Regions from separate parts of the Homo sapiens genome. Here region 1 is linked to region 2. A link is a loop called in an ENCODE intact Hi-C map of the cell type or tissue named here. Cell type or tissue: CD4-positive, alpha-beta T cell. All regions are shown on one strand. Links, peaks and the distances in the headings refer to the core of each region. The heading gives the core; the rest is flanking DNA.

The links. Hi-C counts contacts between places; a loop is a spot of excess contacts. Peaks named below come from ENCODE experiments on the same cell type or tissue, not always from the same donor. Only the 100,000 strongest peaks of a DNase experiment are listed, where the experiment ranks them.
Region 1: it touches region 2 in a loop (6-fold over the local background); 1 of 110 quality-filtered maps calls a loop at or near these places.

The regions. Positions count from the first base shown.
Region 1 is chr4:102,469,070-102,473,479 of GRCh38, reverse strand. The region is part of intron 1 of NFKB1-AS1 (NFKB1 antisense RNA 1); the gene reads left to right. Among named protein-coding and RNA genes, the nearest start is that of NFKB1, 30 kb to the left of the region's middle. In CD4-positive, alpha-beta T cell, for the core only: no CTCF peak of the experiment used is centred there; no DNase peak of the experiment used is centred there.
Region 2 is chr4:102,533,133-102,537,542 of GRCh38, reverse strand. It overlaps NFKB1 (nuclear factor kappa B subunit 1), which reads right to left. Exons shown (of 24, transcript NM_003998.4): 4 at 3,658-3,698. Among named protein-coding and RNA genes, the nearest start is that of NFKB1-AS1, 33 kb to the right of the region's middle. In CD4-positive, alpha-beta T cell, for the core only: no CTCF peak of the experiment used is centred there; a DNase peak (open chromatin) is centred at 1,992.

The DNA.
Region 1 (4,410 bases), core at 290-4,289, 64 kb after region 2:
AGTGTAATTGGTAGATCATAGGGTAGTTGCATGTTTAGTTTTTAAAGAAACTGCTAAACTACTAAACTGCTTTCCAGAGTGGCTGTACCATTTTACATCCCAAGCAGTGACACCTGAGTGATCCAGTTTCTTCACACCCTCACTAGTATTTGGTGTTGTCACTATTTTTTATTTTAGCTGTTCTCATAGGTATGCAGTGGTATTTCATTGTGATTTTAGTTCACACAGCCTTAAGGGCTGATGAAGTTGCACATATTTTCATGTGCTTACTTACCATCTATTTATCCTCTTCAGTGAAGTTTCCATTTATGACTTTCATTCATTTCTAATTGGATTGAGTGTTTACACTGAGTTTTGAGAGTTCTTTTTGTATTCCAGATACTAGTCCTTTGGTGGCCATGTGATTTGTAAATATATTCTCTCAGCCTGTAGCTTGACTTTTCATCCTCTTAACTCAGTCTTTTCTAGAGCCAAAGATTTATATTTTGATGAAGTCCAATGTATCATTTTTTTCCATTCATAGATCATATTTTTGGTGTCAAGTCTAGGGACTTTTTGCCTAACCCTAGATCCCAAAGATTTTCCCCTGTGTGTGTTTTTTTTAAGTTTTATAGTTTACATTTTACATGCAAGTGCATGATCCACTTTGAGTTAATTTTTAACTTTGGTCAAGGTTCATTTTTTTTTTTTTTTTTGGCCTATGGATATCTAATTGTTCTGGAACAATTTATTGAAAAGGCTATCTTAAGGACAGGCACAGTGGCTGATGCCTGTAATCTCAACACTTTCGGATACCAAGGTGGGAGGATAGCTTGAACCCAGGAGTTTGAGACCAGCCTGGGCAACATAGTGAGACCCTGTCTCTCAACAAATTAAAAAATAGCCAGGCATGTTGGTGTGTGCCTGTATTCCTAGCTACTAAGGAGGCTGAGGTGGGAGAATTGCTTGGGCCTGGGGGGTTAAGGCTGCAGTAAGCCATGATCCTGCCATTGTACTCCAGCCTGGCTGAAAGAGTGAGACTTTGTGTCCAAAAATAAAAAAAGACTATCTTTTCTCTATTGAATTGCTTGTGCACGTTTGTCTAAAGTCAAGTGGGCATATTTCTGTGAATTTATGAATTTATTTCTGGTTTCTCTATTTTGTTCCCTTTATCTATATATCTGTCTTACTTACAATAACTCACAATCTTGATTACTATAGCTATAAAATGTCGGAATTAGGTAGACTGTTTCTTCCCGTTTTTAAAATTCTTTTTCAAAGTTTTTTTTAGCTATTTTAATTATTTTGCCTTTCCATATATAATTTTTGGAATAATTTGTCCTTTTTTATCTAGTTCCTCTATATTTTTGTTATATTTTAGAATTTTTTCTGTACCTATTAAAAGTCTTGCTGGGATTTTGATAGGAAATATATTAAACCTGTATATCAATTTGGGGAGAACTGACATATTTACTATGTTGAGTCTTCCAATCCTCATTGGCTGCTCATTTATTTAGATCTTCTGGAGTTTTTTCTTTAGCATTTTATAGTTTTCAGCATGTAAATCCTATACATGTTTTGTTAGATTTACACCTGTTTCTTTTTTTTTGAGTGATTGTAAATATCATATTTTTAATTTCAGTGTTCATTGCTAATATATGGAAATAAAATTAATTTTTAAACAGACAATTTTTTTTTCACAGCAGATTTAGGTTCACAGCAAAATTGAGAGGAAGGTAAAGAGATTTCTCATATACCCCCTGCTCCTACACATGCATAATAGGCTCCTCTGTTACTGACATCCCGGCTAGAGTGGTGCATTTGTTACAACTGATCAACCTACACTGACACATCGTCACCCAAAGTCCGTAGTTTACATTAAGGTTCACTCTTAATGTTGTACATTCTATGGGTTTGGACAAATGTATAATTGCATAGATCCACCAAGATAGTATCATACAGAATATTTTCACTGCCCCCAATCCTCTGTGCTCCACAACAGTTGATTTTTGAATGTATATCTTGTACCCTGTGACTTTTCTCAACTCATTTATTAGTTCTAGGAGTTCTTTTTACAGATTCCTTGGGATTTTCTATGTAAACAATCATGTTATCTGCAAATAGAAACAGTTTTCTTTCTTTCTTTTTGGTCTGTATACCTTTTATTTCATTTTCTAGCCATGATGCGCTGGCTAGAACTTGTAGCACTATGTTGAATAAGAGTGGAGAGAGTGGGATCTTTGCCTTGCTCCCAGTCTTAGGGGGAAAGAATTCAGTTTTTCACTATTAAGTATAATGGAAATTGTAGGTTTTCTTACAGATGCTCTTTGTCAAATTGAGAAAACTTCCCTGTATTTCTATTTTTCTGAGTGTTGTTTTTTTAAAATCATGAATGGGTGTTGAATTTTGCCAAATGATTTTGTTTCATCAGTTGATATGATCATGTAATTTTTATATGACATATTACATTGATTGATTTTAAATATTAAAGCAGTCTAGCATCCCAGGGATAAATCACACTTTGTAATAGCATATAATTTTTTTTAGATATTACTGAATCTATTTTCCAAATATTTCATGTTTATATTCATGAAAGATATTGGTCTATAGTTCATTGTGTGTTGTGTGTGTGTGTGTGCTGTCTTTGGTTTTGGTATCAGTGTAACACTACCTTCACAAAATGAATTAAGAAGCATTCATTCTTCTTTTATTTCCTGGAGAAATTGTGTAAAATTGGGGCTAATTCTTTCGCTCTTTGTTCAAATTCTCCAGTGAAACTCTCTGGGGTTGGAGATTTCTTTCTTTTCTTTTTTTAAGTCTCAAAATTATGAATTTAATTTTGTAAGTAGTTATTTGGCTATTCAAAGTTTCATACTGAGTGAGTTGTGGTAGTTTGCACTTTTAAGAAATTGATCCATTTTATCTAAGTTGCCAAATTTGTGTGTAGAGTTGTTGATAGTATTCCCTTATTACCTTTTGTTGTCTGCAGGGTCTGTGGTAATAGCACCTTACCAATATATTTGACATCCCTCACCACAGATTATAGTTTTGTCATAGGTGAAAGGAGAGGCTTTAACCCATTAAAATAACTTTTATCTCTAAAGACCTACCAACTGCGATTCAGAACAACCTATGTGTGTACTCATTTTAAAGTGGAGTATATATTTTCAGCCTCTTTTTTTATAGAGCCCTTTATGGCATATTTGAGGTAGAAATGCAAGCTCTTACAATACTTTACATGCTGTTTAGAGTTTAGATTTAAAAAGAAAAAACAAGGAAGAGAAATGTGGTAAAGAGTTAAAGATCTGGTCCTTTAAAATCAATTATTTTATAGAATTATCTAATTTATAGTTTATAGAGATGATTCAAACATTTGTTCTCAATAATTCTAAATCTGGGTATTAACTGAAAGGATGTGGATAGTAAACTCTGCTCCCTCAAACAGTTAACATCCTTTCATCAAAAAGCTTAAATCCTGCTGAAGGAAGGAAGTTGGTTGCAGGAAATACCTCATTTAATTACATGATGAATTGAAAAAATACTATCGTTTTACTACCAGAACCAGCATTACAGGCTTACATCAAACATGCATCTGTGCAGACATTAATGCTAGATCAAAAATCTTGTATTGATTTACCTGATTTAGTTGTATTATCAATTGCTGTCTCCTCTTCTCCCATGTATATTACTAGTGAGATTTGTTGGCAACTTGTGCAGGTTGTACTATTAAAAAAAACGCTTGTTGTGCTGAAATTTACATGCAAGAAAAAATTCAATGGGAATGACGGCAGTTGTGTTCCTATAGCCATAGAATCCTTTGCTGGGTGAGGTATCATCATGTGAGACAGGGATGGGATTGGAGTCAAAGCCATTTGATTATGAGCTTAGCATTACAACTTAATAGCAGTATGATTTGGGCAAGTTATCTAAACTCATTGAACTTCAATTTCTTTATGGAAAGTGAGATTAGTAATTATGATATTACAAGAATTAGAAAAAGTTCATACAGTGTGCTCACAATGCCTGCCTGATTTAAAAAAAATACTCAACAAGTCATAGCTATGATTATTACTCTGCAGCAAGAACTACAACAACAATAATGATAAGAAGAAAAAATAAAATGTTAATTTTTCAGTATTATTTTAAATATTGAGCAAGAGTCTTAAATTTAAATGGCATCTGGCTAGCAGGTATTGTTTCAGTAACTCTCTGAATTCCTTGCAAAAATATTTACGGATGCCTATAATATCAGCTACTCCAGAGGCTGAGGCAGGAGCATCGCTTGAGCACAGGAATTTAAGACCAACCTGGACAGCATAGTGAGACCCTGTCTCAAAATATATGTATATTTATGAAGACACAGAAGAGGATAAAAACTCATAACATTGAAAACTAAGCCTGACAGTTTTTTAAGGTTATTCAAATAATAAT
Region 2 (4,410 bases), core at 132-4,131:
TGTTCTAGTCAGAGCTTCCTTGTCTTAAATTGCTGCTGCCAAGCTCTGAACTGTACCATATTAATAAAAGTTATGCTTCCTTGACTCTTACTTAAAGACATTCCTTTATCTACTCTGATTACAGCTGGTTCAGCAGGGACTACAGACATGTTTATTTAGATATACTGTTTCAGCGTTGTAGAACACACCCTGTGCTAGACCCTGCATCTGTTAAGCTTCTCTCAGCATTTCAGAGGATAAGATTTTTGTTTTTATGATTATTAATATGGTCAAGCTCAAGATTGAATATTAACCTACCAGAATGATTCCAAAACTAGGTAGTTCCCTTAAATACTATCTAACCCAGAAATTTTATAGATATAGTTAATTAATGAAGTTAGCTGGAAGCCTTCACTATATAAACTACTGTGGGCTGATAAACACCTAAGAAGTGTCATATTTTTTCATTTGTACAAAAGGGAAGATTATACCAGACCATCTTTAAGGTCTACTCCAGTTCTAACTTTTTATGATTTATAAAGTTAACTTATTCATATTTGTATACAAAGAATAAAACAAGGATAATTATGACCTCATCATCATATTAAGGGAGGTTTCGCTGTATTTCCTGATTCAACTTTATAATGATGTCAATCAATTTGTGGTAGTGTTAGTAGTTTATAACCACATAGTCGCTTAAGCAGATGATTTTCTTTTTACAGATTCACTTTTTGGTGAAAAGAAAATACGTTAAGATTTTTTAAGGAACATTCTCACCTTTTGTTTCTATTGTGGGACCAACTCTGCATATACAGCACTAGATCATCTGCCCATCAGCTCATCACACCCACTAGCTGCTGGTGGGGGTTCACTCCCTTACTCATTAAATTGTGGAACCCCAGCAAACATGCAGATTTTGACAGCTTTGAGCTCATGAACAAATGTAAAACGTATGCACTACTTAGACTATACTACATTTCATTATGCCAAGTAGGGTCTTGCAGTCTCTGAGCAGTCCAGGTGCCTTGAACTGATTTAAATCTCTGGGAAGCATCTGGAACTGTTCCTATATTATCCAAAAACTTCCTGATTTCCAAAGATCAGTCCTCAAACACATTTACCAGATAAGTAAGGCCTAAAGTAAATTCCCCGGTCTGGGAAATTTCCTTAATGCACACAAATGTCTAAAGTTTATGATCAACTCATCACAGTGAGACCTAAAACAATTCCTTGGGAGATTCCAGATCTAAACACAAGGGAAGCCTTTGGAGATGAAGTTTCAGAGGTAATTCCTTTGTTTTGATTCTCACACAATTCATATTTAAAAATAATTTACAATTTCAGCCCTATGCCTTTTGTAAGCAAACACTGTTGGTTTTTTAAATAATTAAATGAAATTTCTAAAACCATGAAAAAAACAACACATGTATAATAGCCTGCAGAATTAGCTAACCATAAGAATAGAGATTTACTTGACTGCTAATTTAAACACAACTTGAGTTTTTGAACAGTATTAGTTAATTAACACTGATTAATATGCAACAGAACTGGATGTTCTAAAAATTAGTAGTCTATGCTATGACTCATCTCCGTCAGAGCTGGGGAAAATCTGTGGCTAAGAGGTCCCAAAGAAAAAAGAATCTTTTTCTAACTTAAAAAAAAAAAACAAAAAAAACCCCAAAACCACACACACACAATTCATTATCTTTAATCACAAAATTCCTTTGGGACAGTTGGAAAAATATAGACACGTATGTGTTTATATCTTATTGGGAGTGGTGTCAAATAGACAATACTTAATAGATATTTTTCATGGTTACATACGAGTATCTAAATCCTCAGAAGTTTTTAATCTGAGGATGAAAATTTACAACTGTTTTCAGGAAGATGTCGTCAAATGCATTGTCTGGATGCATTTCTGATTCTAAATTTCTGAGATCAAAATTTTGCCTTTAATCCACATTCACTCATCTCAGTAACTCCATTTGCTTAAAATGAGTCATCAACCTCAAAGGCAAGGCTACATCCATTCAGTCAGAAAGTCTGACTTGAATACAACCTTCTTACTTTCACTGAATTCAGATATCAAAATAGCATCACTTTGGTAAACACATTGTTTTACTCACATAAGCTTTTATATGAATTAAATTTTGAATTTTGGAACTACATTAACCCTTCAGGTAAATCATAAATGCCAATTTTTCCTTATAACTGTTGGATCCATAATAAGGAATTACATTTAAAAATTCTTATTGTAGTGCTATGCTTATGAAAATGATATTGGAAAAAATACTTTGGCATATGCAGACAAATTTCAGTTGATTTCTGTTTCATAGACTACCTAGATCTTAAAAGCTGGGAAATTTTCCAGGATGCCAGAGCCCACAGAACTTTAAGGGATAAAATTTCACTGGGAATTGATGACCTTCTCTGAGAAATAACTGCTTAAAAGAGTTGAACATGGAGGTAGAGCAATGGAGTGTTACTGGCAACCTGAGGAGTCAGGATGTGACACCTGCAAGAACTAGAACCATGCCCCAAAGTTTCATGTGGCATTCTTGCCCCCACAGCAAAAACTTTCATCTAATTTCAACCTTATAAGGATAGCCTGTTCAGCAATCATTAAGACATTTATATCAAATGCTGACCAAATATAACACATATATAATGTCACGATTCTGGAAACCACAACGCAGTGGATGCTTTATTTAAGCTTGTGACCTAGTTAGCATGTGTTAAATGTTACAAAATGCAAAAGTGTTTCACTCACCTGAGCTAATGAAAAGAATACTTAGAAAATGTATTGGGTAATACAGCTGCAAGAGGACAGGTATCCATATCCTCAGTCACACACAAATGTGATTAGTTTATCCATCCAAAGATTTACTGACTGTCCTCATTCTGTGGGGAACTACACCATTATTTCCATTCCCTAATAACTGAAACCTCCTATAGGCAGACATTAAAGATTGCCTTTCTTTCTCTTTCACAGCATTGGTCCCATCCAATTTCCTATAAATATCCACAGAGTTGGATACAGTGAGGAGGCCATTTCAGTTCTGAGCTATTCTCTACAGACTCTAGTGGTAAGGGGAAGCACCTGAAAAAATGTTCCTCTCCTGACTCCAAAGAGGCTGACACCAGAGGGAAGAGAATTCAATAGTTCATTCTAACATTTTACTTCCCACTGGTACTTTCAGTATGTTAGGTTACATGTTCCAAAGGCAGCACAGAAAAGGCTGGGGCTACCAAAGGAAGGAGGAAGGCTAAGAGGTACTACATGTGCAAGGATAATAGATGGATATCGCTCAGTGCATGTGAACTGTATGCATACGTATTTCCTTATAAATGAAAATGAATGGAAATCACCTCTGCCTTTCCTGGGAGTGGCTGGTAAGTTAAGCTGGTAGAGACAGCAGAATACTGTAATTAACTGTAATTCTAATACTGTAATTAACTGCAGTTTTACAGAACTACATACTGAGGCTCAGGACAGTGTGAACAATGAGTAAGAGAAATGTAAAGTGAATGAATAAAGCTGTTACATAATTTGTCAGGTTGTTGATCTTTCAGATAAACTACTTCCTTCATAGAACTCATTTACTATTCTTCAGTGCTTATGATCTCAATATTAGACACTGGAATCTAACATTTAAAGTCCCACCCCTTTAATCTTACCTGTTTAGGTTGCTCTAATATTTGAAGGTATGGGCCATCTGCTAAAAACAAAAACAACAAACAGAAACCAAAAGAAACTGTGAGGCTTCTCAAATTTGGTATAAAACGTAAAGCAAGTAAAAAACTGAAATTATGTTTTTATGTAGAAATTTCAAATCAATTTTTGGTTAAAATTCCACAAGGATATAATTTCTCTTCCTTGTCTGAAATATTAAATTAACCCTTATTTTAACAATAGTTTTACGAGTTTAGCGAACCACAATAAGTAAATGTTTGTTGAAAGGTGATGGCACATTTCCTAACCCAATAAAAGGCATATGGCCGGCAAGAATTGATGTCAACAGCCTTCATAATCTTGTCTCCTAACAAAGCATTTTAAAATGACAAATACCAATTAAAAGCAGCAACCACTTCTGGGCACTATGACATTTTCTTTGGCCTTCACATCATTAGACACTGACTTTCCTTCCTCAAAGAGAGTGTGCTTAATGTGAAATTAAAAGATACTGATCTAGCAACCTGTATGTATACGTCTGATAGACAGATAATGATCTCAGGCTATCTCTTTTTCCTTACACTAGGTTTTCTGTTCCCGTCTTTACTTGAAGGGAAAGTACTGCCTTCATTCCTTAACTGGTTAGTTTGTTTCCCCTTTCCTCCCCGACACTCCCAATGTAATCTGGTCTATCAGACATGGTAAAATTTTCATATTAATCCATAACTTTTGATGTTTATAAGCAATTTTGAATATTG